Regions from separate parts of the Homo sapiens genome. Here region 1 is linked to region 2. The links are chromatin loops, found by intact Hi-C in ENCODE. Cell type or tissue: IMR-90. All regions are shown on one strand. Links, peaks and the distances in the headings refer to the core of each region. The heading gives the core; the rest is flanking DNA. Region 1 has its middle 7.5 kb from the start of CHRNA1. Region 2 has its middle 64 kb from the start of CHRNA1.

Region 1 (2,916 bases), core at 275-2,774, 72 kb after region 2:
TGTGATAGCTTAACCAGTGCATTCCAGCCTGAGCAACAGAGTGAGACTCGGTCTCAGAAAAACAATTTCAAATGGGATTTACTATATATGCTTTTCTTTTCTTTTTCTTTTTTTCTTAATTGAGGCAGGGTCTTGCTCTGTCGCCCAGGCTGGAGTGCAGTGGCATGATCTCAGCTCACTGCACCTCTGCCTCCCAGGCTCAAGCGATTCTCCTGCCTCACCCTCCTGAGTAGCTGGGATTACAAGTGTATGCCGTTATGCCTGGCTAAATTTTTGTATTTTCAGTAGAGACGAGGTTTCACCATGTTGGCCAGACTGGTCTCGAACTCCTAACCTCAGGTGATCCGCCCACCTTGGCCTCCCAAAGTGCCGAGATTACAGGCGCGAGCCACCGCGCCCGGTCCATTTTCATTTTCAATGCCTGAGAATGTTCTCTTTTTTGAATGTATCATAATTCATTTAACCAATTTCTTACCATTGGATGTTTTCATTTTTTATTTTTAATTTTTGCTTTTATAAATAATCATGCAGTGGACATCCTTATACATATAAATCAGCCCAATTTTCTAACTATTGCCTTAGGATGAGTTTCTAAGAGTAGAAGTGCTGGGTCAGAAAATGAAAACATGTTAAATAATTTTAACGCATATCAAATAGCTAAATCTCCATTTTAGAATCAACCAAAGTCACTTAGACCTGCTCTTCTCACGGTTATATTTTTCTATTATACCTGTCAGGGTGCATATGTTACATTTATTTGTGTGATTATCTGATTAACGTCTGTTTCTCCCACTAGACTGCAACCCAGTGAGTGCAGAGATGGCACCTGTTTCTGCTCACCGCTGTATCCTTAGCTTTTGGCTGACAGCTTGTCATCCAGTAGGCAGTCAGTAAATAACTGCTGATGAGGGAATGAATGGATGTAAAGCTTAATTCAATGAATAGGGTAGAAGATCATACTAGATAATGTCATTTGGGGATAAAATAAAATGTGACTATCAGTCACCCCCAGTGCCATGCAGGGTACCTGCATGTAGCTCCAAAAGTGTTTGCAGTTGACTAATTAATGCATGAATGAAGTATATCTCTTTTATAAAATCCACCTTCTTGTGTGGCTTAATGAATGGAATAATTGTGGATCCTCCCAAGGTCACTTCTTTGGAGAAAACACAGGCTGTCTGCATTTGGGTGCAGCTCCCTGGGGCCTGGCTAACTCTTAGCCAAACTCCTGTTTCCAGCATGGAGTGCCTTGGTCCAGTGGCCAGCAGGTGGCAACAAATGGTTATTAAAGCGGTGGCCGAGCGCTAGAGGCTCTCTCCGGATGAGGTGTCTCTCCTGCTGTGCCCCCAGGGCCTGTGTTTTGGAAACTCCAGCAAGCCAGCCCAGCAGGCCCTTTCGGGTGAGGAAGGCACCCCAGGAACTACAGGTGCTCCTCAGAAGAGTCAAGAAAGAGGGGTCAACTCTAAGCCCCTGAAAGAGCCCGACTTTGCATTTCTATTTCACAAGCTTACAGTTCTGAGTAATTGTACTGGAGGGCTGTAGAGCCAAAGGCAATTCATGTGCAAATCTAGGCTTCTTCAGGCGTGAGATTTCATCCGGTTTACACCAGATGACCTGCCTCTGTCATGTCTCACTCTGTCTGCAATGGTCAGTTTCTTCTGTTTTTTTTTTCAGCCAGGCTCAGTGCTATGCAATCACGCTGACAGTCTGTAGTAATGATTGGGTTTGTTACCACTGGATTACACAAAGGCTTCTAACTACATACAAAGAGGTTGCTGACCACTCATCATGGGTTCCCCCGACCTTGGTGTTGTTTCTTCCAGGGGCAGGGATGGATTTGCCCCCGTCCTGCTTCACAATCTCCCTTTTTCTCTGGGTCTAACGGTAGAGGGGAAATCACCCTGTACTGCAATCCTGTTAGCTACCACCTCATTCTTGCAGCAGCTCAGCTGTGCACGTGACATACGTCATGTGTCTGAGCTCACTTAGATCCAAGTACCAGGAGGGGAATCTGATATTTCTGACCCCAAACACGGTGCTCTGTCCACTACACTCATGGTTCAAACTGTGCTCCAGGAAGCTCTCCTGAGGTGGCCATGAGAGAAGGAAAGGAGGAGAGATCGTGGACAGGGAGGAGTGGCCAAAAGGGTGGTGCTCCCTGCTTCCCACCCTTCCTTCATCTAGAACAGCTGTGCTTTGATTTTTAAAATATACGTGTGCGTACATTAAATTATAAATGTAATCTTTCTCTTAACTTTCCTTTCAGAAGGAGGAGAAAAATCTGCGCCTCTTTCTCTCAAGGGATACTTTGTCTCTGGGGTACTTTCTGACCCAGTGGACCCCTGGCAGAAGTAAGCGTGGACTGTGGCTGCAGGACCACGCAGAGTCAACACGAACCGAAGCCAGGCCTTGGCCACGGCAGCTCTGGGGTCCAACCACTTGATCAATGCAGGAAATGCTTTGATGGCAGAATTCTTCCATGGCCAGCTTCTCATATTCTCTGGGACAGACACAAACCAAGAAAAATGAGTGTGGCGCAGAATCTGATGTGTCCTTCCTTACCCCGTGCTGGTAGCAAAAAGTATGTCTTGAACTTTTCTTTGTTACACACAGTCTGGGTAATAACAGACTGAAGGAAAACTAAAGAAGCTTGGGAGGCTAAGTTCAATGACAAATGAAGAACTAAGGCAGAGAAAAAAGAGAATTGAGAAAGTGTCTGGGTGTCTGGAGAGGTTGGGGGAATAGAGAGGGAGGAGATATAATTGGCCAGATAACTTGAGAGTGGGAGAGGAGTGCAAACATTATTTTTGAGGCGCTTTGTTGGATATTTAAAATGCACTCCTACCTTTGGCATTTTCTCAAAAGGCAAGAAAGATTTGTTTTCAATTCTATTTTTCTGCTGGACTGAACCAGTGC
Region 2 (2,916 bases), core at 156-2,655:
GCATCCTTAACTTTGGCAAAGTAAATTTCTAAATTGGTTGAGGCCTGTCTCAGATATTTTGGATTCACAGCAGCAACAAAACAATAGCTACATACTCCACTTTTGATGGTTATGCATACAAAGAGGTCAAATACAGTTCTTCATTGGAACCCTTTTTAAGCTATTAATAGCTGTGGGGATCTGTTGCTTTTTTATTTGTTTGAATTAAATTAAATGGAACAAATACGCATTTGAATATGAACTGGACTAATGCTGAACGAGGGACTGCAGGGAAACTGAGACTGGATGACCCTGGGCTGCTGCCCTCAAAGGAGTTATTATCCAGGAAGGGTTACAAGACAAGAAAACAACTGGCTGCAACCAAGGGGAGGCAGGGGGAACAGGCCTGAGCTGGACTTAGTCGTAGGGTAGGGGTGGGAGATGAGAAGAGGAAGGGGGCAGTTTGAGGAGGCACAGGTCACCGTTGACAGGGGACCAGCATTATGAGAAGAAGTGGCATTAGATGGACCAGAGCGTGTGAGCAATTTGGGGCCTGCAGCTGTGTCATCACCCTAATGTCCCTAGTTCCTGGCAGCCAGTGAATGCTCAACAAATGTTGGAAAAATTAATTAAATAAAAATGAATGGCAGTGGATGTGCTATTAGAATCAAGAGTTGGCCAAGCGTGGTGGCTCACACCTGGAATTCCAGCACATTGCAGGGCTGAGGAAGGCGGACCCCTTGAGCTGAGGAATTCAAGACCAGCCTGGGCAACATAGGGAGACCCCGTCTCTACAAAAAATACAAAAATTAACCAGGCATGGTGGCACGTACTTGTAGCCCCAGCTACTCAGGAGGCTCAGGTGGGAGGATCTGCTTGAGCCCAGAAGGTTGAGGCTGGAGTGAGCCATGATCATGCCAAGGCACACGAGCCTGGGCGACAGAACGAGACTTTGTCTCAAAAAGATTAAAATAAATTAAAATAAAATAGCGTAAAATAAAAAAAGTTACTGAGCACTATGCTTTTCTTGGACTTAAAATTACTGGGAAAAGCTCTCAGTTTTGGAGTGTTAATGTGCATGAAGGGATGCTTCCCCATACTTTAATTAAGTGTCTGTAGTACTTACTGTTCAACACAAGAGGGAGCTGCTGCCCAGTTTATTCAACTAAAATATTTCTGTATGTTTGCTCCATTTCTTCTCAAACTACGGTATAGTATACTGTGCTATCTAACCACCCTCCCCAAATATAGCCCACCAACCAAAAATTCCCATCACAACTCAACAAAAGTATTATCAGCAGTACCTTATTTTCCAAAATGAATTTCTCCTAAATTATATGATTAGTAGGGGAAAAAAGATAATATTTTAAATGTCTTAGGAACAGATACTCGAGGCCAGTCTGGAGTGTTCTTCAGATCCTTAAATAAACCCAGGATTTTCCAGTGATGAAAGCTGTGCTTATAAAAATGCCTTGGGACCTCATGAGGGCAGCAAGGCCAATTCAAGGGTCATTTCCGAGTGCCCAGGTTTTCATGAGGGTCAAAGTCTCCCTGAGATATTGGCTGAGTCCAGGCCTCAGACATAGAATGTGCAATTTATTTTGCAAAGAGCTGCAAAGAATAGACTATGAAGTAGCCAAAATTCAGGTGTGCCTTGAATCAAGATCATCTGACATACCTATCAGAACTTAGGGGAAAAAATAAGCAAATTAATAATTTAATTAATTTTTCCAACATTTGTTGAGCATTCATTGGCTAGGGACATTAGGGTGATGACACATCTGCAGGCCCCAAATTGCTCGCATGGTCTGGTGATTTTGAAAATCATATTTTCAAAAATATGATTTTTGAAAATTTCTTGCTTTACTAAAGGATTCTCTTCAGAAATTTTTCCATAGCAAACTCCCTAGTATTGTACATTAAAAAAACTTCAATTACCAAAATCGAATCTGCATACTATTGTTCAGAGTCACCATTTCTAGCAAATAAAGGGTGCTGTTATCATCTAAAAACAGCCCACTATAAATGCCAGTGTATAGTTCATTCAAATGTGGGAGGTCGCATTACTAAGGTAAACAGAGATCAGTGTGTCTTTAGTGATCTGAGAATGAAATCAAGAAAAGAAAGAGCTTAAAGTGAGAGAACATTTTCCCAAATCACAGTCAAATTCAGTCTTTGTTAAGGAATCTATTTTTCATCTTGAAGAATGAAAACAATTCCTTTGGTCTCCCTAGAATGGTATCATTATTAATGATTCTTTTTGGAACAAGTCACAGCTGTCTGTGATCCCCATTGGCCAGACAGACCCTCCCATGTCTGGATGTCCATGTTTATGTATCACCTTCTCTCCCTTCTATTGATGTCTCATACTCTTCACTTCCTGGGGGCGAGGACCATGCCTTCTTGACTTCTATGTGACCAACAGAGCCTAGTGCAGGCTGGTGGTGAGCAGTTCATTCGTGTTTAGAAAAAATCACAGCCAGGCCAGGCGTGGTGGCTCATGCTTGTAATCTCAGCACTTTGGGAGGCCGAGGCGGTGGATCACCTGAGTTCAGGAGTTTGAGACCAGTCTGACCAACATGGTGAGCCCCTGTCTCTACTAAAAACACAAAAATCAGCTGGGCGTGGTGGCGGGCGCCTGTAATCCCAGCTACTCAGGAGGCTGAGGCAGAAGAATCGCTTGAACCCGGGAGGCGGAGGTTGCAGTGAGCCAAGATCGTGCCACTGCACTCCAGCCTGGGTGACAGAGCGAGACACTGTCTGGAAAAAAAAAAAAAAAAAAAAACACAGCCGAGGGGAGAGTGACTGATAAATAAAGGATGAAGAAAATGGGACGTTTCATACTCGTACTTAAAGGTTGTGTGTTTTTGTTTGTTTCTGTTGGTTGGTTGGCAAATTTTAATTCTCTGCTCAAGAGGTAGCAGAGAGTGTTGAGGA

The links. Peaks named below come from ENCODE experiments on the same cell type or tissue, not always from the same donor. Only the 100,000 strongest peaks of a DNase experiment are listed, where the experiment ranks them.
Region 1: a loop joins it to region 2, with 5 times the contacts of the local background. A loop is called at or near these places in 3 of 110 quality-filtered maps.

The regions. Positions count from the first base shown.
Region 1 is chr2:174,770,480-174,773,395 of GRCh38, forward strand. No RefSeq gene overlaps it. Among named protein-coding and RNA genes, the nearest start is that of CHRNA1, 7.5 kb to the left of the region's middle. In IMR-90, for the core only: a CTCF peak has its summit at 1,266 (motif pointing right); DNase peaks (open chromatin) are centred at 1,292, 1,602 and 1,952; H3K27ac peaks cover 1,400 bases.
Region 2 is chr2:174,699,061-174,701,976 of GRCh38, forward strand. No RefSeq gene overlaps it. Among named protein-coding and RNA genes, the nearest start is that of CHRNA1, 64 kb to the right of the region's middle. In IMR-90, for the core only: a CTCF peak has its summit at 1,110 (motif pointing right); a DNase peak (open chromatin) is centred at 1,131.